2 separate regions of the Homo sapiens genome follow, and region 2 is linked to region 1. The links are chromatin loops, found by intact Hi-C in ENCODE. Cell type or tissue: B cell. All regions are shown on one strand. Each heading gives the region's core, and the rest is flanking DNA. Links, peaks and the distances in the headings are about the cores only. Region 1 has its middle 170 kb from the start of ZNF521. Region 2 has its middle 220 kb from the start of ZNF521.

What was found. Hi-C counts contacts between places; a loop is a spot of excess contacts. Peaks named below come from ENCODE experiments on the same cell type or tissue, not always from the same donor. Only the 100,000 strongest peaks of a DNase experiment are listed, where the experiment ranks them.
Region 2: it touches region 1 in a loop (4-fold over the local background); 2 of 110 quality-filtered maps call a loop at or near these places.

The regions. Positions count from the first base shown.
Region 1 is chr18:25,514,422-25,522,769 of GRCh38, forward strand. No RefSeq gene overlaps it. Among named protein-coding and RNA genes, the nearest start is that of ZNF521, 170 kb to the left of the region's middle. RefSeq lists an enhancer at 4,392-4,561. In B cell, for the core only: no CTCF peak of the experiment used is centred there; a DNase peak (open chromatin) is centred at 4,480; H3K27ac peaks cover 1,163 bases.
Region 2 is chr18:25,570,159-25,578,506 of GRCh38, forward strand. No RefSeq gene overlaps it. Among named protein-coding and RNA genes, the nearest start is that of ZNF521, 220 kb to the left of the region's middle. In B cell, for the core only: no CTCF peak of the experiment used is centred there; no DNase peak of the experiment used is centred there.

The DNA of each region.
Region 1 (8,348 bases), core at 337-8,336:
TTACACTGACTGCCAGACCCGGAGAAGAAAAGGAACAATGTCTTTGCCTTTCTTCTCCATGCAACACCTCACATAATTGCATGTACTCCCTATAGACTTGCAACAAATCCTTTCAGAAGCATTACGTGGCATTTCTAAGCATCAAATGTGATTTGTATTGACTTAAGTCATGCTTCATGTATTGACATGAAGTCCATGCTTCAAAAACCAATTATTTATTAATCATTAACTCAGTCCTTACTATAAGCCAGCCCTTAGTCACTTCCAAACAAGAAGACTCCCAAAGTGGTACATATGTAGAGTTGGGTTGTTTAGTTGTTTGTTTGCTTTGCCACTCCCTGAATTTCTTTATGATACTTTATGTAGACCTTTTAATGTTCTCTGCTATTCATTTTTAAGTTGGTGGTTCAATTAGTACTACTTCCTTGTGGAAAAAGTCATAATATTATTTAAATTGACATAATCAAGGACATTTTTAGGACAATGACCCCAAACGTGGCCCATTTTATTGTTCTTTTCTCCTCATTGTTCCTATTTTCTATCTCACATTTATATTCTGTCATCTTGTTTTCTTCTAGAAAATCTAAGTTTAGAGAAAGAAAGTATCTTCTTTTGACTATCATTATGATGTTTGCTTTTTTTTTTTTTCTTTTAAGGAGCTAAGCCTCTATAGTTTGGTGAAACCAAAATTTTAAAGTTAGAAAAAAAAGAAGAAAAATCAACTCTAAGTGCAATCTTCCAAATATATAGAGAGAGCTTAAACCATCTGATATCACAAGCTCACTGTCTAAATTAACCTGACTTTACTATTCCTGGAAATTCTTGCCTAGGAAGACAAAGTTGTCAGTAATTTTACTGTTTCTTTCAAGTATTTCTCCAAAATCCTTTTTTTCCCCCAGATGATAGACTACTAGCCTCCTCAATTAGCCCTTATTAGAGTAAGTACCTCATTCTCAGGGTTCATCAAACAAATATTTACTCAATATTGTCCTAGAAATTCTTACCGTCTATGTAATCCTAAATGATTACATCCCCAAGCCTGCCCAACTGCAATTAGATCACCCTCCCCAGCCAATCCCCTCCATGTCAATACACCCACATAACTCCCCTGACCCCCAAAACCTCATATGCTTCTCACTTTTGTCCTTCCTGCTCAGAGATGCTACTAAGACTCAGCTTTGCTTGATCATGGGTTATTTTGGTATTTTTTCAGGGAATCACCAGTCAACAGCCACCAATATTTAATGGGTACCTAGCACTGACCTACATTTTGTAGGCACATAATAAATAGTCTAGTGGGTAAGAAGGATACATAAAAATCCATAATTTTAGGCAGAATCAAGTAAATGCTTTCATAAATGCGTGAACAGCCCATCCTGATGGAACTCACCAAAGGATCTGCTAGCACTTTTTAGAGGAAGTGATCATGGAATTTAGGGTGTTGTAAAGGCTAACTTGCAACCTTCTGGAGGCTTACACCTTGTAGTGACTTTCTTTTAATTCTCAGATAACTTCTGGAGATTCCTATGGCCACTTTAATTAGAAACAACATGAAATAAGTCCAAAATTTCATCAGTTGCTCTAATCCTTGATACTGTGGTGATGAATTTTTGGGGGCTCCCTCAAAGAAGAAAATAGGATTCAAGCACACTCACACACACGCAGACACACATGCACACACAAACATATATATATACACACACACACATATATATACACACACACATATATATATACACACACACATATATATACACACACATACACACATACGTATACATATATATACATATCTCAAGGAGGCAGAACCTACCTATCTGCCAGGGCCATCCTGCTCTTTCTACAGCCTGTGGACCTGCAGACCATCTTCCCAGCCATCTGGTGGAATCTTAGTCCTAAGACAAGGCACGATGTTTCGTGGTCAGTCACCCATGCTTCCTGCAACCTACTCCGACAGTGAAAAAACACACCAAAGCACTTGTTTAAACAAAGCTTACTGAAACAGAACTCTGATGGTCCTCTAATATATTTTTTCATGGGGTTTGGTTGGGGGATGGTGGAGCTGGTGGTATAACCAATACGTTTTGGTAAACATGAAGCAAATTAAACAAAATGAGGCTTTTGTTCCCATGGTAATTGTATAATTTTCTCTTAAGGAAAGTATGGATTTTGTTTGTGCAGCTGACAATTACTGTTGAAAGTACAGTGTGGCCTGCTATTAGTTTTCTGAAGATGGTCCCAATCCAAGAATGTTTTGAGAATATTCTATTAGCCTAAACAGAAGCTATTCCCATTAGAAATAAATATTCTGGCCACATCCTAATTACACTTTTAAAATTAAAAAAAAAAGGCATTCGTGTGTTCATAGTAACTGTATTTCTACATTGTCCACAAAAAAATATCAACCTGATTTCCAATGAGTTAATAAAGTTTCAGTGTCTTGCAGTGATTCAGCTTAACTTTGTTGAGAAGTAGTCCAAGTATGTGGAGAAACAGCAGGTGCTGGAAACAAAAGCCTCTTTCTACCCTTTGTCAAGATAACAAGATTCAAAGAGTCTCATACAATGACCAAAAGTTGATCAGGGCCATAGTCATCCTATCAGGAGAGCATAGGAGCCACCTTCTACCTCATTAGCACTGTTTATCTCATATCGTGTTAGCATTCATTTTCAGTAATATGATATAAGAATGTAATGATGTATAAGTGTTTTTTAATGTTGTGTAAGTGAAAACAGGTGGGTAATTTACCATGGGCTCCATGCAGATTGGAGCTGGCATTTCACAAAGAGAACACTGAGCTATTTTTTTTTTTTTGGTAAGTATTTTTTTTTTAGCCTGGGTCAGATTTCAACAACCATGGTTTTTAAAGTCACTTAGTCATGTCTATACGAGGCATGACACCACAGATCTGTGAACCCAAAGCAAAAATCAAGAGAGTTATTTACCAGGGCTGAATGCCTCAACCAACAACAAGCATGCTTATATCGTTAACTTTCGTTCAGTATGGAAGCGAAGAGGGGACAGCAGTTTAAACAAGGTATCACGGGTATTCAAAGAAGCCCATAATTAGAGTACAAGCTGCTGATTAGAGCACTGGCCCTGCCTAGATACCTGGCCGCTGAGCTAATGGACAATTCTTTATGCAGAAGTCAGGAGTGTTACTTTATAAGAGTTATGATGAACATCGGGTGGCATTGATTAGTCCCTGCTTTTCCCAGGAAGTTAGAAAGAATTTGTATACCTCTACATCTTTTTATAAAATACTCAGGTGACATTCCTGTTGCCAAGATATCAATAATCTGAATTAATTTCATCATCATCAATACTAGCTGAGCTAATAAAGCTGGAGAAGCCAGGTGTCTTCATGCCTTTTTCTAGGACAAGTGTTACTCAGAGTCTCCCATGACTATTTGCTGATGAAAGGTTATAATAGATTTAATAACGTCTGAGAAAGTAAAGAGCTAATTTTGTAAGTGAAAGTGAGATGCTTCTTTCTACCCCAAACGTTTGTAGAGACAGCACTTTTTATTTTCCAGATTTTCTACTTTCCCATTTTAATATTGAAATAGAAGAAAAATGTTCCCCACCAAGTGCATTTCTGCAGCCTTGTTCTGTGTCTCACGTTGCCTGTCAGTCTGTGATACTACATTCCACAATGCCCTGCGGGAGAAAGAAATTGTGTCCAGACGCAGCCATGGGAATGGAATTTCCCATACCTTGAGAGTGACCTCCAATTTGACCTTAAAATTAAAAACTTGTTTGTGAACTCCTGAGAGGGAAAAAGAAGTATATAACAGTAGCTGCTGTTTAAAAATATAATTGGCAAGCATAGTATAGAAACAACACATGAGTCAATCATGGGCTCCCTTAGATCCCAACAACTCACAGCCCAGATTTCCTGTGTTTTCCTGCCCATGAATGGGGTGAACCACCCGTGTAAACATCCAGGAGGGAAAAGAACGATTCCTTTCTAATCCCCATTTGCACTGGTAACTTTTCCCCAGTGTTTGTTTAAGAACTGGCATCTCTCACTCATTCAGTCACAGTCTGAGAATTTGTCATCAGGCTCATTTGTGCTTAAGAGCACAGATTGGAGCTTTGGCACCAGAAAAGGCTTGAGTCTCAACTCTACCACTTGCCAGCTGTGTGACCTCAGTTTCCTGATCTGTAAAATGGTGATAAACAGTGATACAGTAGTCCCCCTTATCAGTAGGGTATATGTCCCAAGATCCCCAGTGGATACCTGAAACCACAGATAGTACCAAGCCCTATACTATGCATACATACCTAAGATAAAGTTTAATTTATAAATTAGGCAAAGTAAAAGGTTGACAACACTCACTAATAATAAAGTAGAACAATTATAACAATATACTGTAATAAAAGTTACATGAATGTGGTCTCTGTCTCTCTCTAAATACTGTAATATTTTCAGACCATGGTTGACGTTAGGTAACTGAAACCATGGAAAGTGAAACTGCAGAAAAAGGGGAACTACTGTATGTACCTAAGACGGTTGTTTTGAGAAGAAAAGTTTATATACTGGTACCTCATTTCACTAATAGTCTATGTCATGAATTTTTCTTCTTATGGAAATTGCCGAATGACTATTATTCCTTATGATCAAGAGAGTTTTAGATGCTGTATCCATTTCTGCCCTATGAGAAAATGATGAACAAAAAGGTATGTTACTAATGTCGTCAACAATATATCACATTTCACAGTTTATGGATGTATTCACATCACATTATTTAATCCTTGCAATAATCCTGTTATTAATCTTTGGATGGCTATTATTGCCTGTATTGTCCAGATGACATATTACTACCTCTATTTATGTATTGAGAGGTAAAGTCCAAACATTGTAAGGGACTTATTCAAGTTCAGATATTGTCTGTACAACTAGACTATGGATTTGAGAACAGCCCTGCCTTAGGAAGTCCTTTGCCATTTCAGTTACAGCAGGTGGACAAAATAAAAGTATTTGCTGTGAATTCTATTTTTTATTTTTATTCTTTATTTATTATGACTATTATTTTGAGATGGAGTCTCACTTTGTTGCACAAGCTGGGGTGCAGTGGTGGGACCTTGGCTCACTGCAACCTCCACCTCCTGGGTTCAAGCAATTCTCCTACCTCAGCCTCTTGAGGAGATGGGACTACAGACACACATCACCATGTCTGGCTAATTTTTTGTTTGTTTGTTTGTTTTTTGAGACAGAGTCTCGCTCTGTTGCCCAGGCTGGAGTGCAGTGGCGCAATCTCGGCTCACTGCAAGCTCCGCCTCCCGGGTTCATGCCATTCTCCTGCCTCAGCCTCCTGAGCAGCTGGGACTACAGGCACCCGCCACCACGCCCAGCTAATTTTTTTGTATTTTTAATAGAGACGGGGTTTCACCGTGTTAGCCAGGATGGTCTCGATCTCCTGACCTCGTAATCCACCCACCTCGGCCTCCTAAAGTGCTGGTGGGATTACAGGTGTGAGCCACCGTGCCCGGCCACATCTGGCTAATTTTTATTTTGTATTTTTAGTAGAGACAGGGTTTCATCATGTTGGCCAGGCTGGTCTAGAACTCCTGGCATCAACTGATTTGCCCGCCTTGTCCTGGATTTGCCTCCAGGATGCTGCAATTGATAGGGAACATAGGGGTATGTGATTGCTTGACTTGTTTCTTGCTCTACTGAAATTTCCATCTTGTTGAAAGTAAAGAAATATTAATACAGTCTAGCCCGAAGAGAGTAGATTTTCCTAATTTTCCAGACTCCAAAACAACAGTTTCTTTAATCCCAGCTAGACAGCCAGCCACAGCTGATGGGCGAGGTTCGTTACCAACACAGGTGCAGCCAATCCATTGCATGGCCAATCACAGTGACTTTTTCAAGAACTTAAACTAGTAACACAGGCATTAAGGAAGTTGGATGCTGAGTCAGGCTACCATAAGAATAATAAATAAAATGCAAGGACTCCGTTGATGAGATCCAAAAATATGTCCTGCTTCTTATCTGTCCTTATGATAAACCTCTTTTACTTAAACTAGCTGATTTGCAACAAAACCATCTTTGAATCAGAACTCATCTGCTGAAGGAATCAGCTGGGAGGGAATATTGTGGGCTTGAGGAATCAGTTGAGGGTTCATTAAAGAGGGAGGCAAAGCCAGTGTGGGTTACAGGAGTAACCCACTGCACCCTGCCTTTGCTGGGAATTCTAAGCTAATTATCTACCACTGACAATCAAATCGAAGACCTGGGTCATGCACGGTCTATCATGCTAGTGACTAGTAAACATTTCCATGTCAGCCAAGGAAGCATTATTATTATTATTATTTTTGTTTGTTTCTTTGATGTTCTTGTATGTTGCAATATTTTGAGATGGTTTGCTAAAAGTCGGATTTATTTGTTGTTGTTTTTGTTTGTTTTCTTCTTTTGCCTCAATGAAGAACTGCTGGTGGACTCAACTCTTCACTAGATGACATAGGCCTGCATAGCAAAAGGCCAGGTTGTCTTGGGTTATCTAAGTTATGAAAAAAAAAATTGTTTTTTGCATACAAAGTGATAGACATTAAAGTTTTCAAAAGGTTGAAAGAGTTGTTTTTACCTGTATTTCATGCTGCTTAATAACTGCTTTAACCTGTTGATACAGAACTGAATTATCCTAATCTCCTATTTAATTGAAGACTAGCTATGTGTCCAGAACTCTGCAAGAAACCATGAAGCATATTTTTTCTTTAAATGACACAACATGGTTTCTGCCACAAGGTGCTGAAAATCTAGCAGACATAAAATTCTTCTTGAAGTCTTCCAGACACTTTCAAGAACAATACAACACAAAATATAATTAAATGTGATACTGTGTTTTATAAATGGCAAACATTACGGGAGTTAGAGAAGCCAACAGTGGACTGCAGCAGCCAGGGAGGGAGACAGGAAACCTGTCCTACTTTCACCTGCTCCATTCATCTCCTAGTCCAGAAAGGGTACTCCAAGTACTAAAGACCACTATATTTTGCTATAATACATCTAGTCAAATATATCACATTTTATAAAAGTGGGATTGTGATGTATATATGATTTTAACCTTTTTTCACTTAATTTTACTTAAACATATACTGAATTGTTATATAGTATTTCATATTTCTTAGTTTCCCTCCTGTTGGACACTTAGGCTATTTCCAGTTTTACCAATAGAGGAAACCTACAATAACCATCCTTGTAACACTACAGAAGTATTTGTGTATACCTCTGATTATTTTTTCCATAAAATAACCTACTAGAAGAAAATACATTTCTCATCAGACCAAAGGTAAGCTTTAAGGCAGTTCTAAATATTAAGCAAAGGAAGAAAATATAATAAAATTTATCAATAAGTTTGGGCTTATAAAAATGAGACTCTTTGTTTCCATTTTTGTGTGTACTTGAGGACATGCCCTGCTATCTAGCTACAAATCTGATAAGTGGGTAGACTAATTGGCCACTATTATATTTGTTGTGCAGAAGCAAGGAGTTGGGGAATTTATGTTAGTCTTCACAGTCTAAAGGTACCATCAGATATGGAAGGCAAGTATATAAATGTGTCCATCTGAAACTAGAAGATCCATGAGGCCTTATTCTCAGAGGTCTCCTTGGCTTTCTGATCTTTCCTCATGTAACTAATATGCTCAGCTCCAACTCACTTGCAGAATCAGGCTTCAAGAGATTGAGACAGAATGAAGAGATGGTCCAATATGCCTTTAAAAATCCCCTAATCTTTTCATTTTATTTAGATAAGAACTTTTTAAAGGATGAATGCCATTTAAGCTTATTAAGACGCTTATTTGTTCTAACATAACACACAAAAACACATTGGTGAATTATCAAGCTGACAATGCACTTAGTAATGAGTAAGGATTAATGTCTTTGCAGAAATGTGATTCATGAATAAAAACTGGTGCAAAATTAAACTCTAGACATACACAGTCATTTGTAACCTTTAAAAAGACTGTGCTGAGTTGTGAATTATTTTTGCATAGGACTGAGGTAAGAGTTATGAAAATATGAGGTGAGAAGAGGTGTTAGGGGGTGATCTTTTTTACCTTTAGGCCCATACTTAAAGCCTCACAACCAGTTGGGTTGCCACAGCTTGCTGCTGTCTGTCCTGCCTCTAGCTTAAAGGCTAGACCAATACAACTACCTAGAGGTCAGCAGCAAACGTTTGTATTGTTTGTGCCTAGACCTTCCCTCTTCATTCCCAGTCCATTTTCCCAGCACTATTTCCACCAAATTTAAAACTCCTAGTAATTGCTATGGTTTGAATTGTCTCCCCCAAAAGGTTGTTGAAGCTCTAGCCCCCAGAACCTGTGAATGTGACCTTATT
Region 2 (8,348 bases), core at 330-8,329, 56 kb after region 1:
TGATTTCAAGCTACTAACAGTTCAACAACTGCCTTGTAAAATTCCTGAAGTTTTAGCAGTTGACACTTGCAAGCTAGTATGAGCCAGCTCCAGCAAATTGCTGAAAGTGTTCCACATATAGACAATAAATTATTCAACCAATGTCCCATTGTAAGGTATATAGGCTATTTTCACATTTTGCTATTAGTGACGGTAATGCAACGAACATAGGGAAATCTTGCCCCAGATTGTCGATTTCCTCCGGAAAGCTTCCTAAAACTGAAGTTTCTGAGTCAAAACTATGCAGTATTTAAGGCTTTTAAAATGTTTTTTCAAATGTCCATGTAAAAACTTGTTTTCACGTTTGTCCTCTGTAGTAATAAATGAGAATGTTGTTTCACTTAAATCTTTGCTGTATTAGTCTGTTTTCACACTGCTAATGAAGATACCTGAGACTGGGTAATTTATAAAGAAAAGAGGTTTAATTGACTCACAGTTCCACATTGTTGGGGAGGCCTCAGGAAACTTACAACCATGGCAGAAGGCACATCTTCACAGGGTGGCAGGAGAGAGAATGAGTATCCAGCAAAGGGGGAAGCCCCTTATAAAACCATCAGCTCTCTTGAGAGCTAACTCACTACCAGAGAAAAGGATGATTCAATTATCTTCATCTGGTCCTTCCCATGACATGTGGGGATTATGGGAACTAAAATTCAAGGTGAGATTTAGGTGGGGACACAACCAAAACATATCATTCCACCCCCAGCCCCTCCTAAATCTCATGTCCTCACAATTCAAAACACAATCATGCCCTTTCGACAGTCCCCCAAAGTCTTAATTCATTCCAATATTAACTCAAAAGTCCAAATCCAACTTGCTTTTGATTTTAAAGGCTCATAGGTGGAAAGGACAAGGCAAGTGCCTTCCACCTATGAGCCTTTAAAATCAAAAGCAAGTTAGTTACTTCCTAGATACAATGGGGGTATAGGCATAGGGTAAATACACCCATTTCAAATGGGAGAAATTGGCCAAAACAAAGGGGCTACCCCTTTGTTTTTGGAATTGCCCCATGCAATTCCAAAATCTAATAGGGTAGTCATTAAACCTTGAAGTTCCAAAATGATCTCCTTTGACTCCATGTCTCACACCCGGATCATGCTGATGAAAAGGTAGGCCCCCATGGCTTTAGGCAGCTCTGCCCCTGTGGCTTTGCAGGGTACTGCCTCACTCCTGGCTGCTTTCACAGGCCAGCATTGAATGTCTGTGGCTTTTACAGACGTACAGTGCAAGCTGTTGGTGGATCTACCATTCTGGGGTCTGGAGGATGGTGGCCCTCTTCTCACAGCTCCACTAGGCAGTGTCCCAGTGGGGACTCTGTGTGGGAGCTCCCACCCCACATTTCTCTTCTGCACTGCCCTAGCAAACGTTCTCCATGAGTACTCTGCCCCTGCAGCAAACTTCTGCCTGGACATCCAGGCATTTCCATATATCCTCTGAAATCTAGGTGGAGGTCCCCAAACCTCAATTCTTGACTTCTGTGCACCCACAGACTAACATCACATGGAAGCTGCCAAGGATTGGAACTTGCATCCTCTGAAGCAATGGCCTGAGCTGTACATTGGCCCCTTTTAGCCATGGATGGCACGGCTGGGACAGAGGACACCAAATCCCAAGGCTGCACATGGCAGAGGGGCTCTGGGCCTGGCCCAGGAAACCATTTTTCCCTCCTAAGCCTGTGATGGGAAGGGCTGCTGTAAAGATCTCTGACGTGCCCTGGAGACATTTTCCCCATTGTTTTGGTGATTAACATTCGGCACCTCATTCCTTATGCAAATTTCTGCAGCGGGCTTGAATTTCTCCCCAGAAAATGGGTTTTTCCCTGGAGGTGGAGGTTGCAGTGAGCTGAGATCACGCCACTTCACTCCAGCCTGGACAACAGAGCAAGACTCCGTCTCAAAAAAAAAAAAAAGAAAGAAAGAAAATGGTTTTTTCTTTTCTATTGCATCATCTGACTGAAAATTTTCCAAACTTTCATTGTCTGCTTCCTCTTGAATGCCTTGCCACTTAGAAATTTCTTCCACCAGATACTTTAAATCATCTCTGTCAAGTTCAAAGTTCCACAGATCTCTAGGGCAGGGGCAAAATGCTGCCAGTCTCTTTGGTAAAGTATAGCAACAGTCACCTTTGCTCAAGTTCCCAACAAGTTCCTCCTCTCCATCTGAGACCACCTCAGCATAGACTTCATTGTCCATATCACTATAAGCATTTTGATCAAAGCCATTTAACAAGCCTCTAAGAAGTTTCAAACTTTCCCACATTGTTCTATCTTCTGAGGCCCATGTCTCTGGGAAGTTCCAAACTTTCCCATATTTTCATGTCTTCCACTGAGCCCTCCAAACTGTTTTAACTTCTGCCTGTTACCCAGGGCCAAAGTTGCTTCCACATTTTCGGGTATCCTTATAGCAGAGCCCCACTCTCCCAGTACCAATTTGCTATATTAGTCCATCCTCATGCTGCAAATAAAGACATACCTGAAACTGGGTAATTTATAAAGGAAAGAGTTCCACATGGCTGGGGAGGCCTTGGGAAACTTACAGTCATGGTGAAGGCTCCTCTTTACAGGGTGGTAGGAGAGAGAATGAGTGCCCAGTGAGTGGGGAAGTCCCTTATAAAAGCATCAGATCTCATGAGAACTAACTCACTAGCACAAGAACAGGATGGGGGAAACTGCCCCCATGATTCAGCTATCTCCACCTGGTCCCTCCCACGACACGTGGGGATTATGGGAACTTTAATTCAAGATGAGATTTGGGTGGGGACACAGCCAAACCATATCACTTGCCACACCTGGATATTTATAATTATTATTCACCAATGTGATAAAGTCCAAAGGGATCTTAAATTTAAACTTTAAATTTTTTTATTTTTAAATTTCTATGTATTTAGTGTAAGACAATTTTTTCATATATTGATTAGCTGGTTATATTCTTTTATGTAACTTTTACTTAAGTTTTTTGCCATTTTTTTCTAGTAGGTTGTTTATGTCTATACTGTTTGGAATGTTAACATTTGGGATATCAACACTTTTTCTGCCCTATATGTTGCAGGTGTTTTTTTCTCTGCTAGGCATTTTTCTTTTAATTTAGTTTATAAAGATTTTGATTTATGGAAGTTTTACATTTATATGTAGTTGACACTATCATTTTTTTCCTTTTCATTTCTGCTTTTGATGTCATAGTCATACTTAGAAAGGCCTCCCTCATTCTCAAGAGACTAATAATTTCCTAGTACATTTTTCTTTCTTCATTATAGTTGAATATTCAATTCTTTTGGAACTTACTTGACATGTGGGGTTCTGATCTGAATTTTTTCTCCCAAGCTGGTCTAAAAACCAATTACTGAACAATTACTTTTTTATAGAATATTTAGGAATATAGTCTTTATTATATATTAATTTCTTACATACTTGAAAAATAAATTTTATTGTGCATATTTGAGGTATACCATATGATGTTATAAAATAGATATAGAGAGACAGTGAAATGGTTACAATCATGAAGCAAATTAATAAATTAATATACTTCTCATCTCACATAGTTACTTTTTCTTTTTAGCAAAAGTAGCTAAAATCTACTTATTTAACAAAAAATCCTAATCTAATATAATTTAATTAACTGTAGTCCTCATTTTGTACATGAGATGTCTAGACTTCTTTATTCTACATATCTCCCACTTTGCATCCTTTGACCTATGTCTCCCCTTTTCCACACTTCTCCCCACCTTCACCCCAGCTCTTGGCAACCACTGTTTCATTCTCTATTTCTGTATATTTGACATCTTTTCTGTTTTTTTAGATTCCATATATAAGTGAGATCATGCAATATTTTTCTTTCTGTGTGTGGATCATTCCACTTAGCATAATATCCTCCTGGTTCACTCATATTGTGGAAATTGGTAGGACCTCATTCTATTTAAGGCTGAATAATATTCTATTGCATATATACATTTTCTTTATCCATTCATCAATGGACAGACACTTTATGTTATTTCTGTATCTTAGCTATTGTGAATAACGCTGCACTAAACAGGGGAGTGCAGATATTTTTATGAGGCAGTGATTTTATTTTCTTTGGGTATATGCTCAGAAGAGGGTTTGCTGGGTCATATGGTAGTTCTATCTTTAATTTCTTTAGAAACCTCCATACCGTTTTTCCATAATAACCATACCCATCTACATTCCCACTGACAGGGTGCTAGGTTCTTTTTCTCCATACCCTCCCCAACACTTGTTATCTCTTGTGTTTTTTATAATAGCCATCTTAACAGGTGTGAAGTGATAGCACATAGTGGTTTTAATTTGCATTTCCCTGATGATTAGTGATGATGAGAACGTTTTCATATACCTGTTGACCATTTTTATGTCTTCTTTAGAGAAATGTCTATTCAGGTCCTTTGCCCATTTTTGAATTGGGTTATTTACTTTTCCACTTTGAGTTATAAGCATTCTTTACAGATTTTGGGTATACACACATTATCAGATATGTGGTTTGCAAATATTTTTTCTCAGTGTACAGGTTGCCTTTTTATTTTTTTTGGTTGTTTCCTTTGATGGCCAGAAGCTTTTTAGTTCGATATAGTCGCATTTATTTGCTTTTGCTATTGTAGCCTGAGCTTTTGGTGTGATATCTAAAAAATCATTGCCAAGGCCAGTATCAAGGAGCTTTTCCCCTATGTTCTCTTCTAAAAGTTTTATGGTTTTCATATATTACACTTAGGTCTTTTATCCATTTTGATTTTATTTTTCTGTCTGGGGTAAGATAAGGGTCCAGTTTTATTCTTTTTTATGTGGAAATCCAGTTTTCCAAGGACTATTTATTGAAGAGACTATCCTTTTCCCATTGTGTCCTTTTGGTGAACTTGTCAAAAATTTGTTCACTGTTTATGTTTGGACTTATTTCTGGGTGCTTTATTCTGTTCTTTTGGTGTATGTTTCTGTCTTTATGCCAGTATTGTACTGTTTTAATTACTATAGCTTTGTAGTATAATTTTAAATTGTGATATATATTTTCAACTTTGCCTTTTCAGTATTGCTTTGGGTATTCACGGCTTTTTGTGATTATACATTAATTTTAAGATATTTTTCTATTTCTGTGAAAAATAACAGGATTTTGATGGTGATTGCATTTTATCTGTATATTACTTGGGTTGTATGGACATTTTAACAATATTAATTTTTCCAATCCATGAACACAAGGTATCTTTCCATTTATTTTTGTCTTCTTCAATTTCTTTCATCAGTATTCAGTGTACAAAGATTTCCCTTCCTTGGTTAAATTTTTTGGATGTTATCATAATGGGATTTTGAAAAAAGATTCTTTTTCAGCTAGGTCATTATTTGTGTGTGTATAGAAATACTACTATTTTTATATTGATTTTTTTATCCTGCAGCCTTACTGAATTCATTAGTTCTATTAGTTTTTTTGTGGCATCTTTGGGGTTTCCTTCATGTAGGATCATGTCATCTGCAAATAGAGATAATTTTACTCTTTCATTTCTAATTTTAATGATTTTTCTCTCTTTCTTGTCTCATTATTCTTGCTAGTACTTCCAGTACTATGTTGAACAGAAGTGAAGAGAGTGGGCATCCTTGGCTTATACTGGATCTTAATGGAAAAATTATCAGTTGTTCCCTGTTGATTACAATGTTAGGGGTGTTTGTGTGTGTGTGTGTGTGTGCGTGTGTGTGTGTGTTTTAATAAATGGCCTTTACTTTAAGAAAGAAAAATTTTCCTTCTATACCTAAACTGTTAAGAGTTTTTACCAAGAAAGAATTTTAAACTTTGTAAAAATGCTTTTTATATGTCATTTGAGATAATCATGTCATTTTAATCTTTCATTCTATTAATGTGGTATATCACATTGACTGATTTGCATATACTTAACTAACCTCCATGCCATGGATAAATCCCACTTGGTCATAATGTATAACCCTTTCGATGTGTTGTTGAATTCAGTTTGCTAATATTTTATTGAAGATTTTTGCATCATATTTCATCAGAGATCCTGATTTGTAGTTTTCTTTCTTTGCAGTGTCTTTGTCTGGCTTGGGTGTCAAGATGATACTTGTCTTGCAAAATATGTTCGGAAGTATTCCCTCTAGCTCTGTTTTTCTTTTTTTTGAAGAGTTTATAAAATATTGATAATAATTCTTCTTTGAATATTTGGTAGAATTCAGCCATTAAGCCATCTGGTCCGGGTCTTTTCTTGTTGGAAGGTTTTTAAGTACCTGGACTTTATTTGTTATTGGTCTGTTGAAGTTTTCTATTTGCTTCTGATTCAATCTTGGTAAGTAACATTTCTCTAGAAATTTATTTATTTGCTTTGGGTAATCCACTCAGTTGGCATATAATTGTTCATAATAGTCCCTTAAGATTATTTTAATTTCTGAGATGTCTGTTGTAAAATCAGGTGTCTGGTTTCATGTATTTGAGTATTCTCTCTTTATTTCATATTAGTATCACTAGAGGTTTGTCAATTTTGTTTTTTGAAATATTCAACTTTTGGTTTTATTAATTTTTCTGGATTTTTTAATTCTCTATTTGATATTTCTGTTCTGATATTTATGATTTCCTTCCTTTTGCTAGCTTTAGGTATAGTTTGTTCTTTTCCTAGCTCCTTCAGGCATAATATTAGGTTATGTATTTTAGATACTTTTCCATTTTTAATGTAGGCATTTATTGCTATAAACTTTCCTCTTAGAATGATTTTTCCACATCCCATAGGTTTTAGTTTGTTGTGTTTCCATTGTCACTTGTCTCAAAATATTTTTTAAATTCCTGTTCTGATTTCTTTTTTGACCCATTGGTTGTTCAGGGGCATATTATTTAATTTATACATATTTGTGAATTTTCTAAGATTCCTTCTTTACTGATACTAAATATTGACCACAATTCATACCGTTGTTGTCAATAACAATACTAGATGCTTTTTCAATCTTCTTGAATTCTTTAAGACTAGCTTTGTGGTCTAACATATAGTCTATCTGGAGAATGTTACATGTGCACTAGATAGGAATACATATCCTGCTGCTGTTGGATGGAAAGTTCTAAATTTGTCAGTAAGGTCCATTTGATCTTAAGTGCAGTTCAAGCCCAGTACTTACCTGTTAATTTTTAGTCTAGTTGATCTATCCACTATTGAAAGTGGGGTACTATTACTAATACAACAATACTATTATTGTATTGCTATCTATCTCTATCCTTATGCCTATTTACATATACATATGTTTGCCAATGTTGGATAAATATAAATTTTCAATTGCTATATCTTCTTGAATAATTGACTCCTTTATTATTAAATAATAATTTATTATAATTAAATGATTTATTATAAATAAATATTAAACAGTAAAACCTTTTTTGTCTCTTGTGACATTTTTTGACTTAAAGTCTATTTTATCTGATATCAGTACAGCAATTCCTACTCTCTTCTGGGTACTGTTTACATGACCCAGATGTTAAATTTCTTCTTCCATCCCTTCACTTATAGTCTGAGTGTCTTTTAAGCTGAAATGGATCTCCTGTATGCTGCATATAATTGAATCTTCCTTTTTAATCCGTTAAGCTACTCTAGGTCTTTTGATTAGAAGGTTAATCCATTTACTTAAAGACTTAAATGTTAGACATAAAACCATAAAAACCCTAGAAGAAAACCTAGGCAATATCATTCAGGACATAGGCATGGGCAAGAACTTCATGACTAAAACACCAAAAGCAATGGCAACAAAAGCCAAAATAGACAAATGGGATCTAATTAAACTCAAGAGCTTCTGCACAGCAAAAGAAATTACCATCAGGGTGAACAGGCAACCTACAGAATGGGAGAAAATTTTTGCAATCTACTCACCTGACAAAGGGCTAATATCCAGAATCTACAAAGAACTTAAACAAATTTACAAGAAAAAAAATCACACAACCCCATCAAAAAGTGGGCAAAGGATATGAACAGACACTTCTCAAAAGAAGACATTTATGCAGCCAAAAAACACATGAAAAAATGCTCATCATCACTGGCCATCAGAGAAATGCAAATCAAAGCCACAATGAGATACCATCTCACACCAGTTAGAATGGCGATCATTAAAAAGTCAGGAAACAACAGGTGCTGGATAGGATGTGGAGAAATAGGAACACTTTTTCACTGTTGGTGGGTCTGTAAACTAGTTCAACCATTGTGGAAGACAGTGTGGCAATTCCTCAAGGATCTAGAACTAGAAACACCATTTGACCCAGCCAACCCATTACTGGGTATATACCCAAAGGATTATAAATCATTCTGCTATAAAGACACATGCACACGTATGTTTATTG